Regions from separate parts of the Homo sapiens genome. Here region 2 is linked to region 1. Evidence: chromatin loops called from intact Hi-C (ENCODE). Cell type or tissue: IMR-90. All regions are shown on one strand. Each heading gives the region's core, and the rest is flanking DNA. Links, peaks and the distances in the headings are about the cores only.

What was found. Hi-C counts contacts between places; a loop is a spot of excess contacts. Peaks named below come from ENCODE experiments on the same cell type or tissue, not always from the same donor. Only the 100,000 strongest peaks of a DNase experiment are listed, where the experiment ranks them.
Region 2: a loop joins it to region 1, with 1.9 times the contacts of the local background. A loop is called at or near these places in 5 of 110 quality-filtered maps.

Annotation. Positions count from the first base shown.
Region 1 is chr5:61,298,185-61,306,574 of GRCh38, reverse strand. It overlaps LOC105378993 (a long non-coding RNA gene), which reads left to right. Exons shown (of 3, transcript XR_948365.2): 3 at 592-659. Among named protein-coding and RNA genes, the nearest start is that of ZSWIM6, 30 kb to the left of the region's middle. In IMR-90, for the core only: a CTCF peak has its summit at 5,064; DNase peaks (open chromatin) are centred at 1,424, 1,754, 4,604, 7,804 and 1 weaker place; H3K4me3 peaks cover 204 bases; H3K27ac peaks cover 5,362 bases.
Region 2 is chr5:61,178,623-61,187,012 of GRCh38, reverse strand. It overlaps SMIM15-AS1 (SMIM15 antisense RNA 1), which reads right to left. Exons shown (of 4, transcript NR_109908.1): 2 at 7,186-7,309; 3 at 6,575-6,661. Among named protein-coding and RNA genes, the nearest start is that of SMIM15, 20 kb to the right of the region's middle. In IMR-90, for the core only: no CTCF peak of the experiment used is centred there; no DNase peak of the experiment used is centred there; H3K4me3 peaks cover 579 bases; H3K27ac peaks cover 589 bases.

The DNA.
Region 1 (8,390 bases), core at 122-8,121:
TTAGATTGTGAAATTTGAGAGAGCAGGACCTCAGTTAGTGAAAAATGCAAGTGACTCCCTGCCAGAGTCAGCTTCACTAGTGGATCCAGGAAGCAGCCACATCTAGGGTGTGTGATTTGAGGGGTTTTGGAAACACCTTCCACCCTCAACTTCTAAAATTCCACCAACTGTCACTTTTTTCACTTACTGTTTTGAGCCTTTTTCAAATACGAAGTCATACATGTAGTGTGACTTTAAAACCTTTTAATGATCTTCATATAATTTATATAACTTATCATGTTACTGCTTAGAGTAGATAAAGGAAAGATACTGAGTGTGGGAAAAGGAGGAGATATGACCAGAAAGGTGGGAGGGAAGTTTGGATGTCAGTCGGCCCTAATCACACCAAAATCTTTTCAATAATGTGTGATGGTGTTGTTATGAAGCATTTCTCTCTATCCAAAAGCACAGCAGATTCTTTGTGTATTGACTAGAATATGAATAAGATTGGGTGCATTTAAAGAGTGCTCACTGTATGCCAGCGAGTGCTCTAAATGCCTATGAGCAACCCAGTAGACCCTGCAACTCCCTGTTATCCTTCCAATTTTACAGATGAGAAAACAGAGGGATGGGGGATCCAAAAGTCACCAAGGCAAGAAGGTGGCAGACCAAGAAGAAGAGTAAGAATTACTGACACTTTTATTTTTATTCCTTTTTTTTTTTTTTTTTTTTTTTGAGACAAGGTATCACTCTGTTTCCCCAGCTGGAGGGCAGTACTGCCATCATAGCTCACTGCAGCCTTGAACTTCTGGACTCAAGGGATCCTTCCTACTCTGTCTCTTGAGTAGCTGGGATTACAGGAAAGAGCCACCATGCCTGTTTGATATTTTTAAAAAGAAATTTTTGTAGACGCAGGTCTCGCTATGTTGCCCAAGCTGATCTCAGACTCCTGGACTCAAACAATCCTCCCACCTTGGCCTCCCAAATTTCAGGGGTTGGGAGCCTCACTCATTATTATCTTTGAAATAATTAAGCTCACCTTCCCTCATCCCTTTCCCACATTCACCCTCATGATTTTCATCCTTCTCCCCTCTTGCCACTTACCTTAGATAATCCTAATGAATCCTAAATGTGGGAAATAAAGTTTCACCTAAGGAGGCAAAAACGATGTTCTTGGCATACATAAGGTCCTCCTACAAAGAAGAGTTTTCAAGAAATGGCAACCAATATGCTGTCATTGACAACACTTTTTAAAATGTAAATTGTGATTCAATACTTTAAAAGTACCCAGGGATTCCTCTAAATTGCAATACGCCCATTGGGGTGATTCCCCGCCCCCCCCCCCACACACACTATTGACTAAACAGAGATTATAACCATGGCAACCTTTACATCACTTGACACATGAATATGGAGCACAGCCTTCCTGGTGGGGAGGTGTGCTGCTCTGTGTATGTACCCTGTATGCTGTTATAAGACGTGTGTAAACAGACACTCACGTGACTCAGCCAACAACTTCTTTTCCTTAAAGAGGATGGGTTGAGAAAGTTCATCCTGTGGCTCTGACTAGAGAAGATAGAGTCCTTATTAACCTTTAGATTAGAAAAATTAAATATATTTGTTTCCTAGAATCTAGGTGATTGCCCAATAAATAGGAGGAGAACAAGTTAAAGTTAAAAAAAGAAAAGCAGATAAATAGCAGAGCAAGAGGCAGGATGCATCATGCCTCGGTCACTACATGTTTGCAGGGTTTTGTTAAAGACAATGGTATGACGTTGAAACTTGGATTGCCTTGAGTACACCCTCACAGCGCTGCTCGTGGGGCAAGCATGCCTGGGAGATGACCTGGGGCACCACGCCCTGCCTATCTCAGACAAGGAACTCCAGGCAGCAGTGGCGAAGCTAAGCAGCTCCATCCTTAAGGGGCGGAGGCCGGCTCATATTTGCCTATTAGGGCCGTGGGACGCCGAGGTTCTGCTGGGTCCCTCCTGGAAATAGATCCTTCCCAGCCAGCACCCGAAGTCAGCAGCAGAGGGCAAAGCACCTGGGCTTTATTTAGCTCCAAGCTCCACGATCCTCCTGGTGAGTTTGAGCCTAAGGGGTTTTTACATGTAGTGTGACTTAAAACCTTTTAGCAATCTTCATATAATTTATATAAAAGAAATAGCTCTTTAGCCAGTGTGGTGGCTCATGCCTGTAATTCCACCTACTGGAGAGGCTGAGGCAGGAGGATTGCTTGAGCCCAGGAGTTGGAGACCAACTTGGGCAACATAGTGAGACCCTTGTCTCTAAAAAAAAATGTTTTTTAAGTAGCCGAGTGTGATGGTGTGTGCTTAGTGTCCCAGCCACTTGGGAGGCTGAAGCGGAAGGATCCTTTGAGCCCAGGAGTTCAAAGCTTCAGGGAGCTATGATCGAACCAACTGCACTCCTGCCTGGGTGACAGAGTGAGATCCTGTCTCTGAAAAGAAAGAAAGAAAAGAAAAGAAATAGCTCTTTGAAGCAAACCTCTTAAACCTTTAAAAATTGTCTTTGTAACTTGGGGGCTTGTTTGAGTCCAGGAGTTTGAGATCAGCTTGGGCAGCATAGCAAGACCTGTGTCTACAAAAATTTCTTTTTTAAAAAATCAAACGGATAAGGTGGCTCTTTCCTGTAATCCCAGCTACTCGGGAGACAGAGTAGGAAGGATCCCTTGAGCCCAGGAGTGCCAGGATGCAGTGAGCTATGATGGCACCACTGCCCTCCAGCCTGGGCAACAGAGTGATACCTCATCTCAAAAATTATCTTTGTAACTTGGGTTGACTAATCTCTATTATGAACTATGCAGGGAATTCACCAAATTTATCCTTTCCTTTAATTTTTATCACGAGGCTATGTTTTATGTTCTTGTACAAAGATAGTGTAGATTCAACTTACTGACATTTTTGGAGGCTTGGAACTACCAATAAAGCACTGATAATTATTGTGCTTTACTCTTGAGCTTGTAAAATGCAAGTAGTATGTTTTTAACTTTGAATGAAAACTTTCACTTTCGTGAGGACCTTGGCTTGCAGCTATATCGAGTGCTACAAAAAAATGCTGATAGCTCCTTAGGCTGGACATCCTCTACTTTTTCTCAGCCACGAGTTTTAGACATGCAGTAAGGATTCTTCCTTAAAAAAAAAAGAAAAGATTCTATCTACAGTTAACAAAAGTTAGAGGGGTTCTTTTTAATTCTGGAAGGAAAAGGAACTTTTTTTTGGAGAATATCTCAACCCACGCATAGTAATAAGCACATTATATAATACTTTCAGATACTAACCTTCATTTTCTCTTTCTTAAAGAACTGGTGGTAACCCTTCACTGATGGAGAGAGGGAAATGTAATTGTTCACACTTACTCTGGAGAACTTTTGAACATTTCATGAGGTCTTATTATTAGCTCTGCAATGACATGTCAGCTTCTGTCTTCAGGATGTTTAATTAGAGATTCATTTCTTTTTGAAAGTGCTGTGTTTAGGCACTGAGTCCTATTCAACTTTTTCCCAGGGAAGGCTTTACATCCCTCTGAAATAGCTATTACTGAGTGATGCTGCAGCTCTTGGTGTCTCTAACCTGGGCACTCTGTTTGCAGCCATATGCCCTTACTACTGAAGACCACAGTTCTCTCTCAGCACTGTGGCAAAGGCAGAGGCATTTAAAAAGCCCTACCTAATGGGAATATTTTCTTCCTGCTTGGAGTTTGAGTGTAAATGGTTCCTTCACGGGATGAATTATGAATGAGATCATTAACTAGCCCTTGTCTGTTACCCAAGGTATTGCTGTTTGAAAACTTCATGTTCAATATCACCCTGAGTGCACGAAACCCAGGCCTTGAGGAAATGCTGACATATTAAAGGCAGTATAGATGAAGTGGGTGGGCCATCAGGTCATTTAGCCTCAAGCTCAAGGAGGCCCTAGACTGTGGCTGCCATTCTGCAGCAAATTTGTTTAGGAAAACAGAGTGCATCTCATCCTAACATAGATCCTAAATTAAATCCATCAAACTGTCAACTCTCACTATACCGGCAGGAGAAAGGCCAGATACAGTAGTAAGGGGCATCGGAATCTGTAAGCTTCTTTCTTTGTCCTTTCTGAGGCTCTTAGACAGTCCACATACCTGTTGATGCAGTAATACTTTGCCAATTCTTACAACTGTCACTAGTTAGATTTTGTTATACCTGCTGTCATCAGTCAACAAACCTCTCTTGTTGGTAAGGTATGTCAAAGGCCATGACAATACCAGAGATGAATATGAAGTGTTCCAACAGCAAAAAGAAGTATCTGTCACCCACATTGCTGACCTGTTGGTAAGAAAAGGCATATGAAGATGTAGCGCTGGCTGGAAAGAGGGGCGCCACCAGATGATAGACAGCTGATCCCTAGCAGAGGTCTGCGTTACCTGCAGGGGTGAGCTGAGCCCTGGCTCTTGGGAGAACTGCTCTCTGCACTTGCAATCAGAGGCAGGGCACACAGAAGGGGCCCTGGGAGGCTGGGAGTATGCTCAGGCAAACGTGAAACTCAAGCCTGAAAGCTAAGCCCCAAATCCAAATATGCTGTTACGCAAAGCGTTCGCAGATTGGCTGGCGTTTGATTCTCGTATGAGGTTACTTGTTGGCTTGTGCTGAGTAATTCTCTGGCATGCCTGTGGCTTGTCAGTGGCATTCCTTCCTGAGTCACCACTGGACCCACAGCCTGGCTCAGGGAGCAAGGTCCAGCACTGTCCAAGAGCCTTTCTTTTCAGATGAATCCTAAAGCCCACTGTCCAGATTTGCAGATGTCACCACGCTTGCTTTTCCATCTTCAGAGATGAGCTGGTAGGCATTTGCAGTGAGGAAGGACTTGAGGAAACATTTTGGGGGTTGCACCTAACTGTTGAAGTGATGAATATTTGTCTGTCATCAGCTGGATGAGAAGAGTTAAAATCCCTGCCAGAACTTTGGAGGCCTAGGGAGATGGCATCTCTCACAGGAGCAGCATTAGGCCAATTACAATGCTCAGCATTTCCCCCAACACCCTAGGTTCAGAGTTCTTTGCAATCAGTTTGTTTCCTTTAGCTGAGTTTCTTAAACACACATCACCCCTTGTGGAGCTCTCTGGGCCTCCACCCAAAAGCTAAAGGATACAAAGAGGCAGAAGAAAAGACTGAGCAGCAGACTCTACCCAAGAGGGAAACCAAGCCAAACATTTCAGCGTTTCATTATTCTCCAAAAGCCTGTCAATACTACAAAGGGGAAACTGGGAACAGCCAAAATGTGCAGCATAAAAGGTTGGCCACATAGATGATGGGAAAACAAGCCATCATTAAAATCGTGCTGTAGACTGTAGAAGAAACTTTAATGATGTGGAAAAATATAAACAATATATTGTTAAGTGAAGAAAGTTTTAAAATAGCATGGACAATATGATTATATTTTATGAATATATATGTATAGTTCCAGGTGATACACACATATAGAAAAAAAGACTGAAAGGATATCAATTAAAATGTTAATGGCAATATTTCTAAGTTGGGATGGACTGTAAGTGATGTTTCTCTTTTTTCTTCCAAATTTTCTATAATGAACATGTTTTAACTTTATTTTTTACATCTTTATTATTATCTTGATTATCAAATGAAACTTGCTCACAGTATGAGATTCAAACAATATAGAAATGTGTAAGATCTAAAGTAAAATTTCCTTCAATCCTGCCTAAGAGATAGTTTCTACCAAATCTATATTTCCAAAAATATTATGGAATGTTTATATATTAGAATTACACATAGTACTTCAACTTATCTTTTTTTTTCACTTAAAGTACCTGGGATATATTCCCAGGTATGTGTGAGTGGTTTCTTTCTTTTCTTTTTTAAGTCTATCAGCTAGATCTCTGGGAGGCCAGCAGGGAATGGGAGATTCTCCGGCCTTCCTGCTGCAGGTAGGCAAGGGAATGAATGGGCACTGGAGTCACAGATGCCAGAGCTGAAAGGAATATTAAATGGGGCTTAATTTAGCCCCCTTATTAAATGATGAAAAAATGAGGGTCCAGAGACCAGAATCCACATCTTCTAATTCCTCATCTAATATAGTTTTTACTATGCCACACTGCATACAGTATAAAACAGATATTAATAAGTGCTTTTCAAAGAGCTTCCACCTTGCCAACCTTTTGTTTCAGCCTTATCCTCCTTAGCTGTTTTTGTGCTGCTGATAAAGACATACCCGAAACTGGTCAATTTACAAAAGAAAGAGGTTTAATGGACTTACAGTTCCATGTGACTGGGAAAGCCTCACAATCATGGTGGAAGACAAGGAGAGGCAAGTCACATCTTAGATGGATGGCAGCAGGCAAAGAAAGAGTTTGTGCAGGAAAGCTCCCCTTATAGAACCATCAGCTCTCATGCAACTTATGTACTATCATGAGAACAGCACAGGAAAGACCTACCCCCATGATTCAATTACCTCCCACCAAGTCCCTCCCACAACATGTGGGAATTCAAGATGAGATTTGGGTGGGGACACAGCCAAACCATATCACCTCCCTTGAGCAAACTGGGGGAAGGGATCTTTCCCGTTTTAAAGATAATACTAGCCAACACTGGCTGGGCACCATGTGCCGGGTTCTAAGCCAAGCTATTTGCCTACATTCTCTCACATGTTCTCACATGAACTTTCTGAGTTGGTACTATTGTCATGCCCATTTTATAGATGAAAAAAATTAAGACTCAGAGACTTTGAGTAACTAGCCAAAGGCCCCACAGCTGAGACATGATGGAGCTAAGGCTTCAACCTATGTCTAGTCGTAGAATCCTTACTTTTAAACATTACACTCTATTTTTTGCAGGCTTAGCACATAAACTTTTCCCATACAACAAAATTTAATTACTCTTTCGCTTTTTCTTTTGTTGTTATCCAGTCCTTCTCAAATGAAGTGAAACAGGAATGACATTAGAAAATGCAATCTGGTGTCAAGCAGGGTTCAGGGGCCTCACTTGGTGTTCAGGACTCTGTGCCAAACACTGGGGTAAAAACAAAACAAAACAAAACAAAACACCCAGTTCCAACCACAGCTATTCTCACAGTTGGCAAAGGAGTCACCTGGCACTTTTCCTCTGGAGATTCAGCGTGTCCCATACAAGGTGGTAAACTGCTTGCTCCCCTGGTATTTTTATTTCTTATGTAATTGTGCACTCCTTTCAACTCGGCCAACACGTTAGCACTTGTAGGTAAAGCTGATCTTTTTTCAGTCAGACACACAATACACACTGAGTCATGTGTAAAAGGCTCGTACAATGTTTTTGTTGTGAACAGAGCCCCAAGGGCCTCGTCTTACAATCCTCACATGTGTGTGACCCTCATGAAGAGAGGGCTGCCTGGTGCTGCAGTGTGTGGTCTTCTGCACGCAACAGCAGGATATCTGGGTGCATGGTGAGCTCTCACCTCACCCACCCAACGCTGGCCTTCCATAAGCTGGTGGTATGGGACTCACCCAGACATTTGTACTGTAGCCTCTATCATTTGTTCACCTTCTCCTTCTTTCCCCTTCCAGTGCCTTCTCCCCTAGCCCCAAGCTTCTGTTAAATCTCTCTGCCTTACCCATTTTCTGATTTGTTTTCTCTCCTTGTGTCCTGGAAAGCTGCACTATCTCCACTATTGCTCCACAAAGCACAGCGCCGTTCCCCTTTCCCTTTCTCCTGTCTTCCGCAGAGCCTCTTCTCTGTTCCCGGCCCTGTCCCACATGCATCATTTCCTCTCCTTTCTCTGCTCTCCAGGCTCTCTGTCACTACTGTATCCGTTTTCAGCAAACAGGCTGCAGGTGCCATTCTGAATGTGGAGACTCTGTGTGTTGAAATGATTCAACACATTGACTCAGTGGCCTGCTGCTTGGGTAAACTTCCCAGCACTGCTATTTACTAACGAGATAACCTTGAGAAAGTTACTTAGCCAGTCTAAATCTCATGTTCCCCTCAAGTCAAATGGGGATAATGAAAAACTCTACTTCTTAGAATTGTTGTGAGCCTTATATTATGCTCCATAACCCTGGGGTTGGGGTTTCGGTTCCAGGGTTCCAGACTTGTATATGCCTTACTAGTTGGATGGTCTTGACCAAGATACTGACCTTCTCTCTGAGCAAGTGTCCTCACTTCTAAAGTGAGAGTGATAATAATAGGACCTACTATATTAGTGTACTGGGAAGATTACATCAGTGAATAAACATAAAAGCACCTGGAATAATAAATGGCATACAGGAGCTTTCCCCAAAAGTTGGCCATCATGATATTTGTTCGTGATAAAAGATGCCTAGAATGCAGCTTGCCTGGAGGCACTCACAAGGTGGTAGTTACCCTTTGCTGCTCTCGCTGTCCACTCTGGCTGCTCACCTCCAGGAAGTCTGGCCTAGGAACATACAAGTCAA
Region 2 (8,390 bases), core at 50-8,049, 120 kb after region 1:
GGAATTACAATTCAACATGATATTTTGGTGGGGACACAGAGCCAAGCCATATCACCATGCAATGGGGGCAGTCTGGCATATGGTATCAGCCTGGGTAGTGTAAGGAGGGCATGCATTGAGGGGTAGAAGGGGAAGTAGCACTTGCTGCCCTTGGCAGAGTTTCAGACCCCAAGGGAGGTGAAGAGGGCACTTGTATTGGAGAGGCAGCAGCGGCAAAAGAAGATGGGTTATATATAGAGACATTAACCAAATAAGGAAGTACGTGAAAGATGATGGGAGAGGGGTTTCTCATTGTCAGGGTAGGGAGTTACAGGTATGGAAAGGATGAAAACTAGAATAGACTTTGTGGTGTTGGACTGGAATTGAGGGTATTGGTATGAACTGTGTATCTGTTAAAGAAATGGACATCACAGTTTATAATCTTCCCAAAAAGAAAACTCCAAGCACAGATGGCTTCAGGGTAAATTCTCCCAAACATTTAATGAATAAATAACAATTTTACTCAAACATTTCCAAAAATAGAGCAGAAAATACAAAGATATTACAGCAAAGGAAACTACAAACCAGTATCCCTTATGAACATAGATGTAAAAATTCTAAACAAAATTTTAGAGTATCAAATACAATATATTAAAGGGATAAAAGGATAGTACGTCATAACCAAGTGGGGTTCATCTGAAAAATGTAGGATTGGTTTAACATTAGAAAATCAATCAATGGAATTCATCATGCTAATACACTAAAAGAGAAAAACATGATTATCTCAACAGATGAAGAAAAGGCATTTGACAAAATCCTGCTAAGATTCTGTTCTTAAAGATTCATCAAGCACAACCTGTGTTGAGAAGGATCATTTGAGAGGGAGGAACATTGATAATTGTCTATTCTTCCAAGATATTCAAAGCTGGGACTCCACAGCCATTATGGTTACATGTTGCTCAAGCATATATTCTAACTTTCACTTACCTCTTACCTAAATGCATTAGATTATCATTTACCTTGTTGTTTCCCAAACTCTGTTGCTTGAAACACCAGCATTCCTTGAAATATAAGGCCCTTTTTGGAACCTCAAGACGTACATTAACATATTAAAGTTCTAAGTCCCGGGAAGAAACCATATCCAAGATCTTTTTATTTCATGTGAATTTTGACCATTGCTGTCTTATCAAGGGAACTTGCTGATAGAAGCATTTTATTTTGACCCATCCATCCATTCTTGCTTATATATTATATAATATGTATAGGAGCTTGTAAAATAATAGCATGGCTAGAGCAGGCTGGGAAAACTTGGTGGAAGGGTAAACGTCCTGGACTCTTGCCTGCTGCCAGTTTACAGTAATCTTCCTTAAACACCACTTTTCTTCCAATGCTCCTCTGCCTGTATAACTTCCTACACACACCAACTCTATACCCCACCATGGAAATTAGTAACTTTTCTTAGATATTTTTCCAATTCTTTGGTTTTAATATCTTTTAAATTCATAAAAGAATCTAAAATGCTTAATTTAGATTAATAAAAACAATATGTTGTCAAGAAAATATTTTAAAGCCACAGAAGAGATCAATGAAAAAGATAACTTTCAGTTGTCCTGGAGAAGCCCTTTAAGGGGTTTCTCTATATATACCCAGAGAAAGCAACGTGGTGAAAATGAAATTTCTACTGGTGTTTGCTAATACAGTGTTTCTTTCTATAAGCATGGAAAACATATTAAAGAGAACTGTGTCCTGTGAGAGGTGAATTTATTAAGAAGCTGGGCATCAAGTCATAAACCTACCACTGGAAAGTAAAATAAAAAGGGAAACCCAGCAGAGCATTTTCCTTTTGTGTGCTCAAGGCATTAGTGAATTATTCTTTGTGCAAAGCACTGCACATCTGGGAAGTGAATAGTTTAAATAAAGTAGTAATATATTTAAGAGCACCTTTTGAAAGTTACAATCCCCAAGGAAGATAAACCATAAGAATCCTTTCATTGCAAAAAAGAATTCATTTGTTATAACAAAGGAGCAAAATGGAGCGTGGTATGTGTAATATGCTGAATGTACAAAAAACAGCATTCTCGCTCAGTCTGATCCTGCATAAGTAATTTTTCAATTAAAGTGCCTTTTCCTCAACACTTGAAATAGTTCTTGGATGAGTTGTAAAGTACTCATGTTAACTGCATTAGGCCAATGGTCATTTAGTGTAAACAGGAACAAGATTTCAGCTAAGCTAGAACAGTGTGACAAACATTATTTTGATTCTTCCTGTGAAGCTTTAGAACAAAGCTTATAAAAGCAGAAAGATATTGAAATCAATTTACAATGATCTGGCCTTAGCTGGCAAAATCAGGCCAAGCCCTAAAATACATATGCTTTGAAGCACAAGTCCATTAGAAAATATACATTTGCATCTTAATATACTATCTATTTTGTCTTCCAGGTTCAAAAGGCAAACAAAAGGCCCAAATTATAATTATTAATGGCCTCAGAAATACATTAATATTATCTATACTAAGAACATGTATAGAGGAATAATGTTGTAAGAAAAATTGTGAAGAACACAGAATATTACATGGATTCATCAAAACTATTATTTTCTATCTTTCAGGATAGAGGCTTTCAAAACAGAAACAGTTTTAAGTTAAAGGAATCCATCTTTTCCCCCTTTTTAGAATAAAGGAAAAATTAAAGTTCTGGACATCTGAAAAGTTATATGCATTTGTACAAATAATTTTACTCCAAAGTATATTTGTCAAGAGAATGCATATTTGGTTGGGATTCAGCATCTTAATAGCATTGCTATGGTCACTGTGAAGTACATTTAAAAAATGAAAGAATCCTTGCCCTCTAAGGACTTTTTATCCTGTTAATTTTAGAATTCTAGAAATAATACCAGATATGGTTTAAAACTAAAATGTATTTTATTTTCTTGGTGAAACATACTTGTAGACATTCATATTAAGCAAATGAAATGGTCATCTTTATATCCAGACAGCACCTACCATTAGAATAACAAAAAGAACAGCTGTTTTCCTCATTAGATTACTGGCTCACTAAATTTTCATTCAGAAAAAGACAGTTTCATTGACTTCTGTCATATTCCTTTTTACTGACTAGGACTATGTCCAACAGAAATGCAAGCCTATATGCACCAAGGGATAGCATAACTATATTCACAGGAACATTATCTGTAATGCAAACTGTAAGCAACCCAGATGTCCAACATAGTAGAATGGATAAATAAGTTGTCGTTTATTTAATGGAATACTACATAGCAATGAAAATGAACAGACTGCATCTACATTCAACATCATAGATAACAAGTGAAAGAAACAAGACAAAAGAATATATAAAGTATGACCTCATTCTGTAAAGTTTCCAGACACACAACACTAAACTCTATGGTTGTATATGGTACATATGGATGCACATCCAAGTGGTAAACTGTAAAGAAAAGCAATAAATGATTACTTTAAAAGTAAGATTAGGCTGGGCACGGTGGCTGATGCCTGTAATACTAGCACTTTGGGAGGCTGTGGCGGGCGGATCACCTAAGGTCAGGAGTTCAAGACTAGCCTGGCCAACATGGCGAAAACCCATCTCTACTAAAAATACAAAAATTAGCACAGCATGGTGGCACATGCCTGTAATCCCAGCTACTCGGGAGGCTGAGGCAGGAGAATCACTTGAACCCAGGAGGCAGAGATTGCAGTGAACCGAGATTGCACCACTCTAGCTTGGGTGACAGAGTCAGACTCTCTCTCAAAAAAAAAAAAAAAAAGAAAAGTAAGATTAGAACTTACTCAGGGAATAGGAATCGAGCTTGGTGAGAGGGTTGTGACTGGAAAGAGATCCATGAGACTTCTGACATGCTAGTTAAATTCTTCTTTTCTTCTCCTCCTTCTCCACCTACTTATTTTTACCATGGGTGGCACTTACAAAGTGTATTAATTCTTACAACCATTTGTAAGCTGTATATGTCATATGTTATCACTTTCTTGTATGTTACACTTCATAGTAAAACACGTTTTTTTAAAAAAAACCCAAGGATTACTACACTAAATAATACACACACACACACACACACACGCACACACACACACACACACACACACACATACACACATTCTAATTGGCTTCAAAGAGAAAAGAAAAAATCCTGATTTTATATTAGACTTCCCTTGTTCTCCTTCTCTTCTGCTGAGCACATATTAAGTGTTCAAATGTACTTACCAACTAAAGAGATAAGAGTTTCAAAGTGCATCAAAATGTACCATTCAGTGTCATGCGTGTTATTTGAGAGCTTCAAAGACTTATGTGGGTTTTTTAGCTGATGGTGGAATTGCATGTACGTATTCCTATTGTCTCTTGTGTCTATGTTGACAACACTAGCTGATATATGACTATGCAGAAATAGTGCTTGAAAAAAATGGGCAACTTCCTGTGCTTACAGCTGTAACACAGAAGCAGCTCAACTTTGATTTTACACCTATGGCCTGCCCCTAAGTTTCCTGCTTCCATCATTACTGTGGATTCTAATCTTAGGAAAAGTCTGCCTCTTTGAAAAAACAAATATACAAACCTGAGCTAACCCAGCCATGTCAACCTATAGTATTATTTATCTGACTTAAGCCTTAATCAACCAATTTTTCTTCATGCTCCTGAATTAGTTGGGTACTAGGTTATTGTGTTACCAAATTAGCTCCCTTTCAACTACCCTGACTGAAACCTGTAACAAATTCTAATTACTGGTGATGGGATATTCTTAGAGCCTCTTTCAGCAAATATCCCAATAAAAATCTTGGTTAACAGACTGACAATATCAAACTCTGACATATTATACAAGAAAGAAACTCAGTTGACCAATTGCCCATCTCTTTACTCCAGAATGGATTTTCTAAAGGAGCACAGAAAATCTATACGGCAATTTTATTCTCCCCTCTGTAATCATTGGTATTCTCTAGCTCCTGGGTAGGTCAAAATCAATTTAACATTTAAAAGTCCCTAAGGCCATGAACAGTGGCTCACGCTTGTAATCCCAGCACTTAGGGAGGCAGAGGTGGGAGAATAGCTCAAGTACAGGAGTTCGAGACCTGCTTGGGCAACGTGGAGAGATTCCATTCTCTGAAAAAAGGGGGGAAAAAAAGATAAAAATACTTGAATCTGGTCTATGTTCTCAGAAAGTTGAATTTTATTTTTCAAAATCGATACCACTTAGTAATGTTCTGATGCAAACAATATTGAAGGCAATACAGCTCACTCTTTATCATCCAAAGGTTTATCCACAGCACAGCTTACTTACTTCAAGCAAACCTTGATCCAAAGATTGGTAAAATAATTAACAATATTCCTTAAGTCACATGTGGTCAACAGTCTGTCTACTTAATCTATCATCCAGAATCAAGGCCTTAAAGGCAAAATAATTATTTGTCTCCCTTTATTCTGGCAAATATAAATATTGAATGAAAATGGGCATCTCTTTTTAGTCTGGTGCTTTATTTCAGCCTGAGTTATACTTTCTCTCGTTTTTTAAATAAGGTAAATAGGAATGACTTCTGCAAGGGGGAAGGATAAAAGACAGAGATATAGAACAAAGATCTGGAACAATCTTATAAAGTTACTTTATTCTACTAAAACAATGTCTAAATTATAGCCTAATACTTGACTCCAAAATACTATGGCTCAAAGGATATTTCTCCAAATATAATTACATACTGTAAGAACGTGATATGACAGAGCAAATATAGGCCATAACTGGTAACCCTATTCTCCAACATCACTGTTATAAGTGGGACATCTCTGAATTAGAGTTTCCCAAACTATCATGCCCATTCAAATACATATTCCAAGCCTCATTTAATACTGAAATTATGTCGGGATTAGTTACTGTTTGGCTGATGCATACCATGTTTACTTTCACTTTTAATGAAATGAAAACTGACATATAGCATATAACATTTCCTGTGGGAACAGAAGCCAATGTGATCTAGGACAAAATGTAAACTTCCTACATTTAAAAAAAGCATTTTAACAAAAGAGGAATGAAAATACCACTTTACATTTGTGAGTAACTGGGATTCAAACTGAAAGCCCGCTGATTCCATGCCACAGCTGTCCTTAGTTTCCTTAATAATGATTTATCCAAAATCTTCATATGATAAAAGTGATTTTAGTAAGTAACTGTAACATCTCAGGCTTTTGTTTATCATGAGACAGACATGTATTCTCACTTTTTTTCTACCCTCTGCCCCCAATAATCACTTATAGAATAAAATCTGAGTTAAAAAAGCCATGCATTTTCCAACCAAACATCTTCCCTGACAAATATTATTTGAAATTAGATTACAGCTATGTGCCTTCTTTTTCCACTCCTCAGTGGCAGTTAGTGGCAGAAAACAGATGATCAAAGCAAGAGTGGGATTATAATTTGCACATATTAGCATAGATTATTTTAATTGAATACAAGTCCAGAAATTACGTATAAATGGTTTCTAAATCAAATATGGTTTACAATTAATGAAGTACTTATATTAGGTTGGTGCAATTACCAAAAACCACAATTACTTTTGCACCAACCTCATAGTAAGAAGCTTACCTGTTAATTCGCTAAAGTCAAGATCACACCTATTCAGATAATCATAACCATCTAGCAGCTTCAGTTGCAATATTTCTTCTATCTCTCCTAAGATACAGAGAGCAAAATCATTATTTTATTGGATTACTTTAGTTTTTTAATTTTTTAAGACAATATGTGATTATTTGTACAATGCTAGAGCTCTGAGTTGTGATAAAGGCTATGGTAAACAATCGGTGTTATATCATGCCTCCCTCAGTTTTTGGACAGCCAGTGGTTGCTTAAATAAATAACTAATGTGCTGTGTATACACAGAAAATAAAAATTTTAATACCTATCTTTGTGTCAAATTGTGTTTCTTTAAAGAAGGCAAATAGACAATTCTCACTCAACACACATAATACCCCTGAGTTAGATATTTTAAAGATGTTCTTGAACTCAAAGAAGGAATTCTAAAACAATCACCCAAGCATGAAAAAAAAATATCATCTTGGCACACCAGAGTTTCCTAAAACTACTGCATAAGAAACTAAAACTGGAAGACAAAAATCTTTGACATAAAACTTTTGTTATCAGGAAAAATATAACAAATAACAATTCACAAAATTTGCAAAAATCTATTTTACACCCACCTGTGGTCCTTAATATATTCATTGTTGCTTTTCAGTGATGGGATTCTCTCTCATTTAGTGGCCCTGCTTAGGCTCAGATGTCCAGAGGTCTCTACGAATCAGGTGGAGGAAGATGATGGAGAAGCTGGATAGGAGAGAACATCATGCCAAGGGCAGGGCTGGGTAGTGAACACGCCACAGCTGTGCCGACTTAGAATCCTCAAGTAACACAGTTGTCTAGGTCAGTGGTTCCTAAGCTTGTCTACAAATAGGAATCATCCTGGGAGTTAAAGCGCTCCTGACGCCTGTGTCCCACCTCGAGAAATAGTGATTTAATTGGTTTGGGATATGTCCCGGGCTTTGGCATTTTAGAGATCTCCAGGCAATTCTAATTTGTAGGCAAGTTTGGTCACAACTGGTTTATATTATTTTATACTTCGAAAAATTAGGTTCATGTCCATTTTAGTATGCTTCTTATATCAGTCTCAGGGCATTTGGGGAAATCTAGATGACTACTTGTTCTAGAATATTCCCATCACTGTAAATCCATGGAGGTAAACCAAGATCCAAAAGCAAAACTGCAATATAATTGAATTATTTATCATTGTCAAAAGGAGAATAAAAGTAGGAAATATAAAGGCATTAGAATAAGCTAAATTTTATAAAATGTTTCTTCAAGACAAGAATTATTAGTGTATGGATTTTTTTTCCAAACCCAAGCCCTAGAAACTTTCTTCTGTTTGCCACTCTAAAACCAGACAGAAAAATTAGAGAACAGTCTATAATAATCTGGGTTTAAGTAATGACCTGGATTTGTATGACCTAGTCTAGCTTTCCACCTTATCAGATGTACCAGGGGCAACTGCTGGAACGAGGAAGAAGGAATTGGGTATTACACATGAATAAACTTGCGGAGAAGCTAAGTTCATTAATGTTCTGTTGGCAGGAATCAAAATGACTTAGAAGCAGCCAAGCTGAATTACAGGTTTGATTTACTTAAGAGTTACAAGTTATGTGGACATCAGCATTTTTTTATACCAGCCTCTAGGCAGCCTTGATATCGAGACCTCATAATCCTGCCTTTCACAGTAAGATCCAGTTGTATTTCCCTGTGGCTTCTCCACTCTTGTGGGGGTATACGAGCTGTGAGTACAGAAGACATAAAATAGTTTTAAAAGTTCAAAAGTATCAGTTCATCAAAAGCAAATATTGGGAATATTAAATAT